2 separate regions of the Homo sapiens genome follow, and region 2 is linked to region 1. Evidence: read pairs that join two places in POLR2A ChIA-PET (ENCODE). Cell type or tissue: HCT116. All regions are shown on one strand.

Region 1 (5,000 bases):
AATAAAAAGAAAGTGCCAGGCTTGGTGGCTCACGCCTGTAATCCCAGCACTTTGGGAGGCCGAGGCAGGCAGATCATGAGGTCACGAGATCGAGACCATCCTGGCTAACATGGTGAAACCCCGTCTCTTCTAAAAACACAAAAAATTAGCCGGGCGTGGTGGCACACCCCTGTAGTCCCAGCTACTCTGGAGGCTGAGGTAGAAGAATCACCTGAACCCAGGAGGCGGAGGTTGCAGTGAGCCGAGATCACGCCACTGCACTCCAGCCTGGGCAACAAAGCAAGACTCCATCTCAAAAAAAAAAAAAAAAAAAAAAAAAAGAAAGAAAGAAAGAAAAGAAAAGAAAAAGAAAATTCACACAATCCCACTACCCACCAATAATCATCGTTAACATTTTCATGCTTATTTTCCAGTATTTTTTCTATCACAGATACAGTTCTACATTGTTTTACATAATCGGGTCTTACTATAAATAATGCTCCAAAACCTGATGTCTTCACTTAATTTACTCCATGCCATTAACTGTTCTTCTATGACGTGATTTTTAATGGCTGCCTGGTATTTCATGACACATATTACCATCATTTATTTTCTCAATCCTACTTGGGGGAATTTAGTTATTTCAAGTTTTCCTGTGTTTTGTTGCTGTTGTTTAGGTAATGAACATCTTCATTGATAAATCTTTGTTCTCATTTTTAATACATTTATTAAGCTAATTTCCCAGAAGAGGAAGTTCTAGATGAAGAGGAATGTATATTTTTAAAGCTTTTTATAACCTGGGGACAAAATCCCCATTCCATTCAGCCTGTGCACGACCAAAGCCCTGCTAATTCTGTTCATTCCAGGTGCCCTCCTGGTCCTCTCTGTCTCCGGCTTCTAGAGGCCATCCCACCCTCAAACATCCTCTCTCTTTGGACAAACCCCCTGGCCACCCTGACATTGCAGAAGGCCAGCTCTTAGGCCAAGATACCTTTATAGATCTTTTGGATTTTGTGTTCACATATATCCCACAGCAATCCAGACACAAAACCGAGTTCTTTCTTGTTTTTCATAAAAATATGCACTCACACCAAGAATTTACAATTTTAAATAGATTTCCTGGCCTGGTGCAGTGGCTCATGCCTGTAATCCCAACACTTTGGGAGGCTTAGGTGGGAGGATTGCTTGAGGCCACAAGTTCGAGAACAGCCTGGGCAACATAGCAAGACCCCTGTCTCTACAAAAAATTTAAAAACTAGCAACACATGGTGGCACATGCCTGTAGTCCCAGCTACTCTGGAGGCTGAAACAGGAGGATCACTTGAGCCCACGAGGTTGAGGCTTCAGTTAGCCAAGATAATGCCATTGCACTCCAGCCTGGGCAACAGAGCAAGACTGTCCAGATAGATAGATAGATGATGATAGATATATAGATATATAGATATATAGATAGATAGATAGATAGATAGATAGATAGATAGATAGACTCTCCTAAAGATTAGAGGGCACAGGGAGAAGTCCTTTATCCCCTTATGAGACACCTGGTCTTTGGCCATTTAACTGTTCCCCCATCGTTACTCCTCTCTCCCTCCCACTACAGACCCCCATCTCCAGATTATTCTCCCTTTATTACCCAGAGGAACTCAGCCTTACCCAAGCTCCTCACCTCAAACCCGCATTCCTAAAACCTTCAAATTTGCTCTGTGAAGTAAAAAGCTCCTCATTCATTCGAAGCTCCCCTTCCTAGAAGGCGGTTGGGTTATAATTAGCAAAATGTTACTGTGTAGTTTGTCACCACTAGCCTTTGTCACAGTGCTGTGATAGGCTTTATTCTCATTTTCATAGGTAAGGAGACCGAGGCTCAGAAGTGTTAAGTAACTTGTCCAAGGTCACACAGCTAAAAAGTGTGTATATAGAACTGAGAGTCAAACCTATGATTCAGTACCCCCTCCCCATCCCTATTCACCTGACGGGAAGTAGGGCTTGTTGACGGGGCGGGGGGGGCGGGGCGCGGTCCTGTGGGGCACCATCATTTCTTTGTGCAGGTTACTGGGTCCTGGGGCTGTTAGGGAGAATCTACCTTCCTGCCTTCTGGGCTTTCAGGAGATTCTCGAGCCTCAGAGCATATTCTGCTGGCCACATCCCACACCCTCTTTCTCCGCGAGCATAACCGGCTGGCCAGAGAACTAAAGAGACTCAACCCTCAGTGGGATGGAGAGAAGCTCTACCAGGAAGCCCGGAAAATCCTGGGAGCCTTCGTGCAGGTAGGGAGTCCCAGGAGCACTGTCACCTGGTCCCACCTGGCTCCCACTCCTGGCTCTGCCCTCTGCTGGCTGCTGTGCCTCAGGCTCTCTCCTCTGTTCCCACACCTCCGTTTCCCCCGGCCCCTCTGCTGCTTCTCTCTTGTTGTCTCATTCTTTGAAATCCCCTTCCTTTCATTTCTTCAGCTTCTCTGTCTCAAAATGAATCTCTGGATTTGGAGTGTTGGAAAGTCACTTGTGCGTTGGTCCCTTCAGTGTGCCTGCCTGGGTGCCATTACTGGGACTGTAGGCTCCTTCACTCCCGGGACTGCTACATCGCAGTGATTTGGGTTATTTTGATTTGATTCTCTTCCTTTTTAATTGTCTACATCTACGCCCATCTCATGGGCATACTCAGCGGATACTGTTGATTGGCTGATCAACTAACTAGAAGAGATTTACAAAGGTTGATGTGTTGATATTAACCATGCACATATTTTTTAAACATTTTATTTTGAAATAATTATAGATTCTAATATATTGCAATAGGAGGGGGGTTTCAAAGGATGAGACAACAGGAGAGAAGCAGCAGAGAGGCCGGGGGAAGCAGAGGTTTGGGAACAGAGAAGGTAGCTGGAGGCGCAGCACCGAGCAGAGGGCAGAGCCAGGAGTGGGAGCCAGGCGGGCCCCAGTGGCAGGGCTCTTGGGCCTCCCTCCCTGCAGATTATTAGATTCTAAGAATTGTACAGGAAATTTTTAAAAATGTACAAGGAGGTCCCATGCACCCCTCACCCAGTCTCCTCCTTACATTAGCATGTAAGTGCTAATGTCTTACATAACCAAGATACACTGGCAAAACCAGGAAGTTAACAATGATATAAACCATAGAGCTTACTCAGATCTCACCAGTTATAAATGCAATCAACTGTGTGTGTGTATGTGTCTGCATAGCTCTATGCAGTTTTATCACAGATGTAGCTTCAAGTACTACCACAATAAAGACTCTTAACCGTACTGTCCCCTAAAACTCCCTCATGCTATCTCTTCATAGCCACATCCACCCTCACCCCTATATCCCTAACCCCTGACAAGCCCTGATCAGTTCTCCATCTCTATGTTATTTCACAGATGTTATATACATGGAATTATGCAACATGTATCCGAGATGGGCTTTTTTCATTAAGCATAATATCTTTGAGGCTCATCCATGCTGTTGTGTATATAAATATTTCATTCCTTTTTGTTGCTGAGTAGTATTCCATGGTATGAATGAACTACAATTTGTTTAACCATTCAACTTTTGAAGGGCATTTGGATAGTTTCCAGTTTTAGATTATTATGAATAAAGCTACTACAATCATTCAAACATAAGTTTCTGCATGAAAAGAAATGTTTATTTGTTTGAGATACATGCCTAAGAGTGCAATTGCTAGGTCACATGGTAAGTCCATTTTTAGGTGTTTTTTTTTTTTTTAATTTTTTAATTTTGTGGGTACATAGTAGGCGCCTATATGTATGGGGTACATTAGATGGCTTGATAAGGGCATACAATGTGAAATAAGCACATCGTGAAGAATGAGGTATCCTGCTGGGCACAGTGGCTCATGCCTGTAATCCCAGCACTTTGGGAGGCTGAGGTGAGCAGATCATAAGGTCAAGAGATCGAGACCATCCCGGCCAACATGGTGAAACCTTGTCTCTACTAAAAATACAAAAATTAGCTGGGTGTGGTGGCATGCGCCTGTAGTCCCAGCTACTCGGGAGGATGAGGCAGGAGAATCGCTTGAACCCAGGAGGTGGAGGTAGGAGGCGGAGGTTGCAGTGAGCCAGGATCACACCACTGCACTCCAGCCTGGGCAACAGAGTGAGACTCCCTTTCAAAAAAAAAAAAAAAAAGAATGAGGTATCCATCCTCTCAAGCATTTATACATTGAGTTGCAAACAATCCAGTTACACTCTTAAGTTATTTGAAAATGCACAATTAAGTTAAATTATTATTAACTATAGTCACCCTGTTGTGCTATCAAATAGTAGGTCTTACTCTTTTTTTTTTTTTTTTTTTTTTTTTGAGATAGAGTCTTGCTCTGTTGCCCAGGCTTCCTCAGCCTCCTGAGTAGCTGGGGTTTCAGGCACCTGCCACCACGTCCTGCTGATTTTTGTATTTTTAGTAGAGATAGGGTTTCACCGTGTTGGCCAGGCTGGTCTCAAACTCCTGACCTTAAGCGGTCCACCCACCTTGGCCTCCCAAAATGCTGAGATTACAGACATGAGCCACCGCGCCTGGCCATCATTCTATTTTTTGGTACCCACCAACCATCTCCACCTCCGCCCCCCACAGCCCCTCATTACCCTTCCAGGGATCTGGTAACCATCTTTCTACTTTCTATGTCCATGAGTTCAATTGTTTTGATATTTAAATCCCACAAATAAGTGAGAACATGCCATGTTTGTCTTTCTCTGCCTGGCATATTTCACGTAACATAATGATTTCCACTTCCATCCATGTTGTTACAATTGACTAGATTTCATTCTTTTTTATGGCTGAATAGTACACCATTGTGTATATGTATCACATTTTCTTTATCCATTCATCTGTTGATGGACACAAGTTGCTTTCAAATCTTAGCTATTGTAAACAGTGCTGTAACAAATGTAAGAGTGCGGATATCTCTTTGATATACTGATTTTATTTCTTTTGGGTATACACCCAGTAGTGAGATTGCTGGATCATATGGCAGCTCAATTTTTAGTTTTCTGAGGAATCTCCAAACTGTTCTCCAT
Region 2 (5,000 bases), 65 kb before region 1:
GGCTGGAGAAGTCCTCCAGGGCCTAGGAAGCCATGGAAGGATTTGGAGTTCCCTGTACTGCTGCTGAAGGAATATCATGAATAGACCCCACAGACTGTGACCCTGCCCACTAGGACCCTGGACGGGCTGGGCTCATCCCAGGACACCCATGAGCAATTCCTTCTCTACCTCCAGTGCTCTCCTCTTCCCTCTCCCTGGGAAACCAGAGTGTGTTGAAGGCGGGGTGGGGCAAGGGTATGGAAGGACACGAAAGCCTCCCAACTTGTCACTTAGCAAAGGTAATTAGACGGGACAAATGCCAGTACCAAGGACAGGGCAGAGGAAGCCACCCGTTCCAGGGCAGAAAATAAGGGGTTCGTCATCTATAGGAAGTTTACAAGAAATAACAACACAGATAAAAGGTCAGGCTGCTTACGATGATCACCATGCAGGGGCAAGTTTACATAATTTCAGAGCTCAAATCCTGCTCCCCAAAGAAATCTTGTGTTGGTCTAGATTCTAAACCATTGCTGTGATTACCATTGGGCTTAGTAATATGTGGAAGCTTCAAGTTAATGCACTTTTATTGCTTATCCTTTAAGAAGCACTGTCTTCCATGTGGAAGTTGGTTGGGAGAATTCCCAGTCATACAGTGGCTCGCTTGGCTGAGTATGTTCCCTCTGAGGATGGGCTGATGGCTCAGATTCCTCTGAGCGGTCTTTGGTGCAACGTGCGCCTCCTGCCCCTGTTAGCACTGTAGATTCTTGCATTTAAACAGCTCGTTCGATATAAACAATGATAGCACAGTGATTGTAAAGATGAGGAGACAGAACTTGATTTTTAAGTGCAAATTTTACTTCATACATGAAATATTGTACTGAATTTGAATAATTACTTTAAGATCTAATTTATTCTTCTAAGTTTGTAATTGTTCATTTTAAAACTAATGAATGGATCAAGAAGACAGAAAATGTAATGACATATTAAATATTAAAACTACAAATATGTATGTAGATTTCCCCTTTATTTAAAATGCATTCATGTAATTTAAAAGTATTAATTCATTATACTTTTCTTTTGTATATTATTTATTTGTTTATTTTGTTATGTCTCTACTGGCATGATTATACATAAAATTCACTAAAAGAGAACTTTTACATATTTCTTTGTTGGCCATTATTATGACTTGCTTCATTTAACGAGTATTACTAAAAATTATTTTGTTGTGTAGAGGAGGGGGTATCAAAAAATAATCTGTTCCCAGGCCAGGTGCAGTGGTTCACACCTGTTACCCCAGCACTTTGGGAGGCCGAGGCAGGCAGATTGCCTGAGGTCAGGAGTTTGAGACCAGCCTGGCCAACATGGCGAAAACCCATCTCTACTAAAAATACAAAAATTAGCTGGGCATGGTGGGGGGTGCCTGTAGTCCTAGCTACTTGGGAGGCTGAGGCAGGAGAACCACTTCAACCCAGGAGGCAGAGATTGCAGTGAGCCAAGATTGCGCCACTGCACTCAGCCTGTGTGACACAGCAAGACTCTCTCTCTCTCTCTATATATATATATGTGTGTGTGTGTGTGTGTGTACGTGTGTGTGTGTGTGTGTGTGTGTGTGTGTGTATATTTCCAGTGTCAGATACTCCAGGTTGCTACTGCACAACACTTAATGCTAAGGAAAATCTTGCCAATGAAATCCCAGTGGGCACGATGAAAAGCCCACGAGGGGGACACAGAGGGCAGGGGGCCCTTGCCTACACTCCTCTTCTTGTCCCTGCATGTGGTTGGCCCTGACCAGAGGGAGGAAAAAGCAGATGTCGACGTGGACCACTGTGAGACATGGCGAGCACCCTGCATGTCACCTGCCCCATAGTGGGGGCCAGAGCTGGAGAGGGTGGGTGGGGTCCAGGCTGGAAAGCCCCTGGAGAGGGGCTAGAGAGGTCTCTGTCACTTCATCACGTTCACTCCGTCTCCAGTGGCCCCGTATCTGGCACGCCCACTCTGACATGAGGAGGAGTGCTTGGAGAGCCTCGGTCTGAACAGCCCTAAACTTGGAGGCCTCCCTTCCAGGCGCCCAGCCCTGAAGGGTCTGCAAATCCCTTGCACTCACTGCCTCCACCCTTCAGGCCAATGGCAATTGCTGCCTTTGACAGACAGCCTCAAGGGACCTCAATAAAGGAAGCAACAATAGGGCAGAAAAACAAGGTATGTTCAACAACACTGTTGAGCGCCTGCTATGTGTCAGGAATGATGTCTGCGAGGTAGACTAGGAATGACCTCCATCTGACAGTGAGGAGGTGGGCTCAGAGGTTGAGGAGCCTGCCCAAGTGGATGACGGTGCTAGAATGGGGACCAAGTTCAGCTTGTAGCCACCTCCCTGTACTGCTCTCAAGGAGCTCCCGCCTGCTAAGTGCTGTGGCTATGGCACCAAGCCCAGCTTGTGGGGTGACTCAGAAATGGCTTCCCAGAGGGACCTGCTAGGAAGAGGAAGCTTCCGGCAGAATTAGGAGCTGCTTGGAAGGAGAGAAAAGGTGGGGGTTATATGTGGAAGGTTAGGATGATTGGAGCCTAGGGGCAGGGTCCTGTGGGGGAAACGTGGCAGAAAGTAGGCTAAGGAGACATCCAGAGCCAGAGTCCAGGAGAGCCAGGCAGCAGGCTCTCATCACCACCCCGAGCAACCAATAGGTCCAAATCCCCAAGAGATCAGCCACCATGGCAGGGCTGGGCTTAGAGCCTAGGTTTCTGTCTCAGGCTTGTCCCAATAACCCACGGCAGCCCATGGCTGTGGAGAAACCCTTGCACTGCTCACTATTGTTGAAGAACTAGAGTACCCTCTGCAGGGAGAGCAGAGCTCACTCTGAGTGCTGGGGACCCTGGAAGTACAGCAATCCAGGATACATGCACCCCATCCTGGCTCCAACCTGGGTTACATACACCCCACCCCAACTCCAACCTGGAGTATATGCATCCCATCCCAGCTCCAACCTGCGGTACATACATCCCACTCCAATTCTATCCTGGGTTACATACACCATACCCCAGCTCCAACCTGGAGTACATACATCCCACCCCAACTCCAACCAGGGGTACATACGCCCCACCCCGACTCCTACCTGGGGTATATACACCCCACTCCAACTCCAACCTGGGGTACATACATCCCACCCCAATTCTATCCTGGGTTACATACACCCCACCCCAACTCCAACCTGGGGTACATGCACCCCACCCTGCCTCCAACCTAGGGTACATACAGCCCACCCCAACTCCAACCTGGGTTACATACACCCTACTCTGGCTCCAAGCTATGGTACATACACCCCACCCTGGCTCCAACCTAGGGTACATACACCCTACTCCAACTCCAACCTGGGTTATATACACCCCACCCTGGCTCCAAGCTGTGGTACATACACCCCATCCAGCTCCAACCTGGGGTACATGCATTCCACCTGGCTCCACCCGGGGAGCACCTGGCTCCCTGAGGGCCGGGAGGTGACACACAGCTGAGGAGTGCTGTGTGATTTATATAATCTCTCTCCTCCATGAGGCTCCCTGTCCCCATCTCACAGGTTTGGAAACAGGTCCATGGAGGGGTGTGATTTACCCAGTCACTCAGTGGGTCAGCATCAAGGAACCCAGTGTGCTTTCAGCTCCTACACAGTGACTTCTACCCAGGCCCCCCGTCACAGGAGAGGGGCCTCCGCTAAAGATAAGGAGATAAGATTAGGAGGGCTCAGGCCATCAACTGGAGCTTGTGAAAGGGGTTGCCGAAGAGAGGTGGTTGTTTCAAGAGCAACGGTTGGGCTGGTAACATTGCTGTGGGAGGAGGAGGCTGTGGAAGGCACCGGGCAGGGTTTCGGTAGGGTGTGGGGGTGGGGGAGGAGAAAGGACACTTGGAACAGCCTCCCTGGGAGTCTGGAGCAGGCACGGGGTCCACACTGAAGAAGGAATGGACGTGTCCTCCTGAAGAAGGGGCGAGGACACGCAGGCTGCTGGCCACAGTGGTGGTGACTCTGGAACTGTCTCAGGGATGAGCATGTGCTCTCCAGGCAGCCGGGATGAGGTCAGAGGCAAAGGATGAACCTGGCTCATCCAGGGCAGGGAACTACAGGAGGAAGGCTTAGGTGCAGAGAGGGTGGGCCCTGGCAGAAGGCCGACTGGGATGCACTCTGCACTTAAGGTGGAAATGGAGGCGCACTTAAGGTGGAAATGGAGGCTCACCCAAGGTCACGAAGCTAGTGACAGGGCTGGATTCAATCCAGGCCAATCAGACCCTGGTGCAGCACACTGCCTCTAAAGAAGCTACTTCTCACCAAGCCCAATAGGAACTCATAATTGAAATCTACTTCTCAGAGTAAACCTACTACTGATTGGCACCTAAGAAACTCCAAGAGAATAAAGCCCATGGCGGGCGCTTACTTTTAGGCTCTGCAGCAGCTCACTGGGCTGGGTGTTTTACCTGTGACATCTCGCCATGTCCCCAAAATGGCCCCATGAGGGATTTCACTGCCAGGCCCTGCCTCAGTCACAGCCTCACACTCTCCCTGGCACCTTGGAGGGAGTGAGTAGGGCTAGGGGATAAGGAGAGGGGCCAAATCATTCATCACAGATCATTCATTCACTCAACAAACACCTGCTAAGCACATACTAAATGCTGGGCTTTGAGCTGGGTATGGGGGGTGTGTATAACAGTAAGGCAGATTCAGTTTCTGCCCTGTTGCAGGAGGAGAGGCACCCTTCCAATCATCTGGCCCAACTCTCATTCTAGGGATGTGAAAACTGAGGCCTGGAGAGGGAAAGTGGCTTGCCCAAGGCCATGCAGCCAGGCGGTGGCGACTGAGGTGCACCGCTCCTGTCAGCCAACAAATATCCATTGAGCGACACCTGTGTCCCAGGTGCTGCTCTGGGCCCTGGGAGAAGTGCATCAGTGGGCTTGGTAGTAGAGGGTAGGGATGGAGTGAAGGGTAGGCAGGAAGAATGTCCCCAGGCTGGTAGGAGGTGGGGTGGGGGGTTTCAGTCTCAAA

The links. ChIA-PET counts read pairs that join two places held together with the same protein. Peaks named below come from ENCODE experiments on the same cell type or tissue, not always from the same donor. Only the 100,000 strongest peaks of a DNase experiment are listed, where the experiment ranks them.
Region 2: POLR2A ChIA-PET joins it to region 1 with 6 read pairs; 2 of 35 experiments call an interaction of 5 or more read pairs at or near these places.

Annotation. Positions count from the first base shown.
Region 1 is chr17:58,252,729-58,257,728 of GRCh38, forward strand. LPO (lactoperoxidase) reads left to right here. Exons shown (of 13, transcript NM_006151.3): 9 at 2,083-2,243. Among named protein-coding and RNA genes, the nearest start is that of LPO, 17 kb to the left of the region's middle. In HCT116, a CTCF peak has its summit at 2,336 (motif pointing left); a DNase peak (open chromatin) is centred at 2,283.
Region 2 is chr17:58,187,603-58,192,602 of GRCh38, forward strand. No RefSeq gene overlaps it. Among named protein-coding and RNA genes, the nearest start is that of EPX, 2.6 kb to the right of the region's middle. In HCT116, no CTCF peak of the experiment used is centred here; a DNase peak (open chromatin) is centred at 2,409.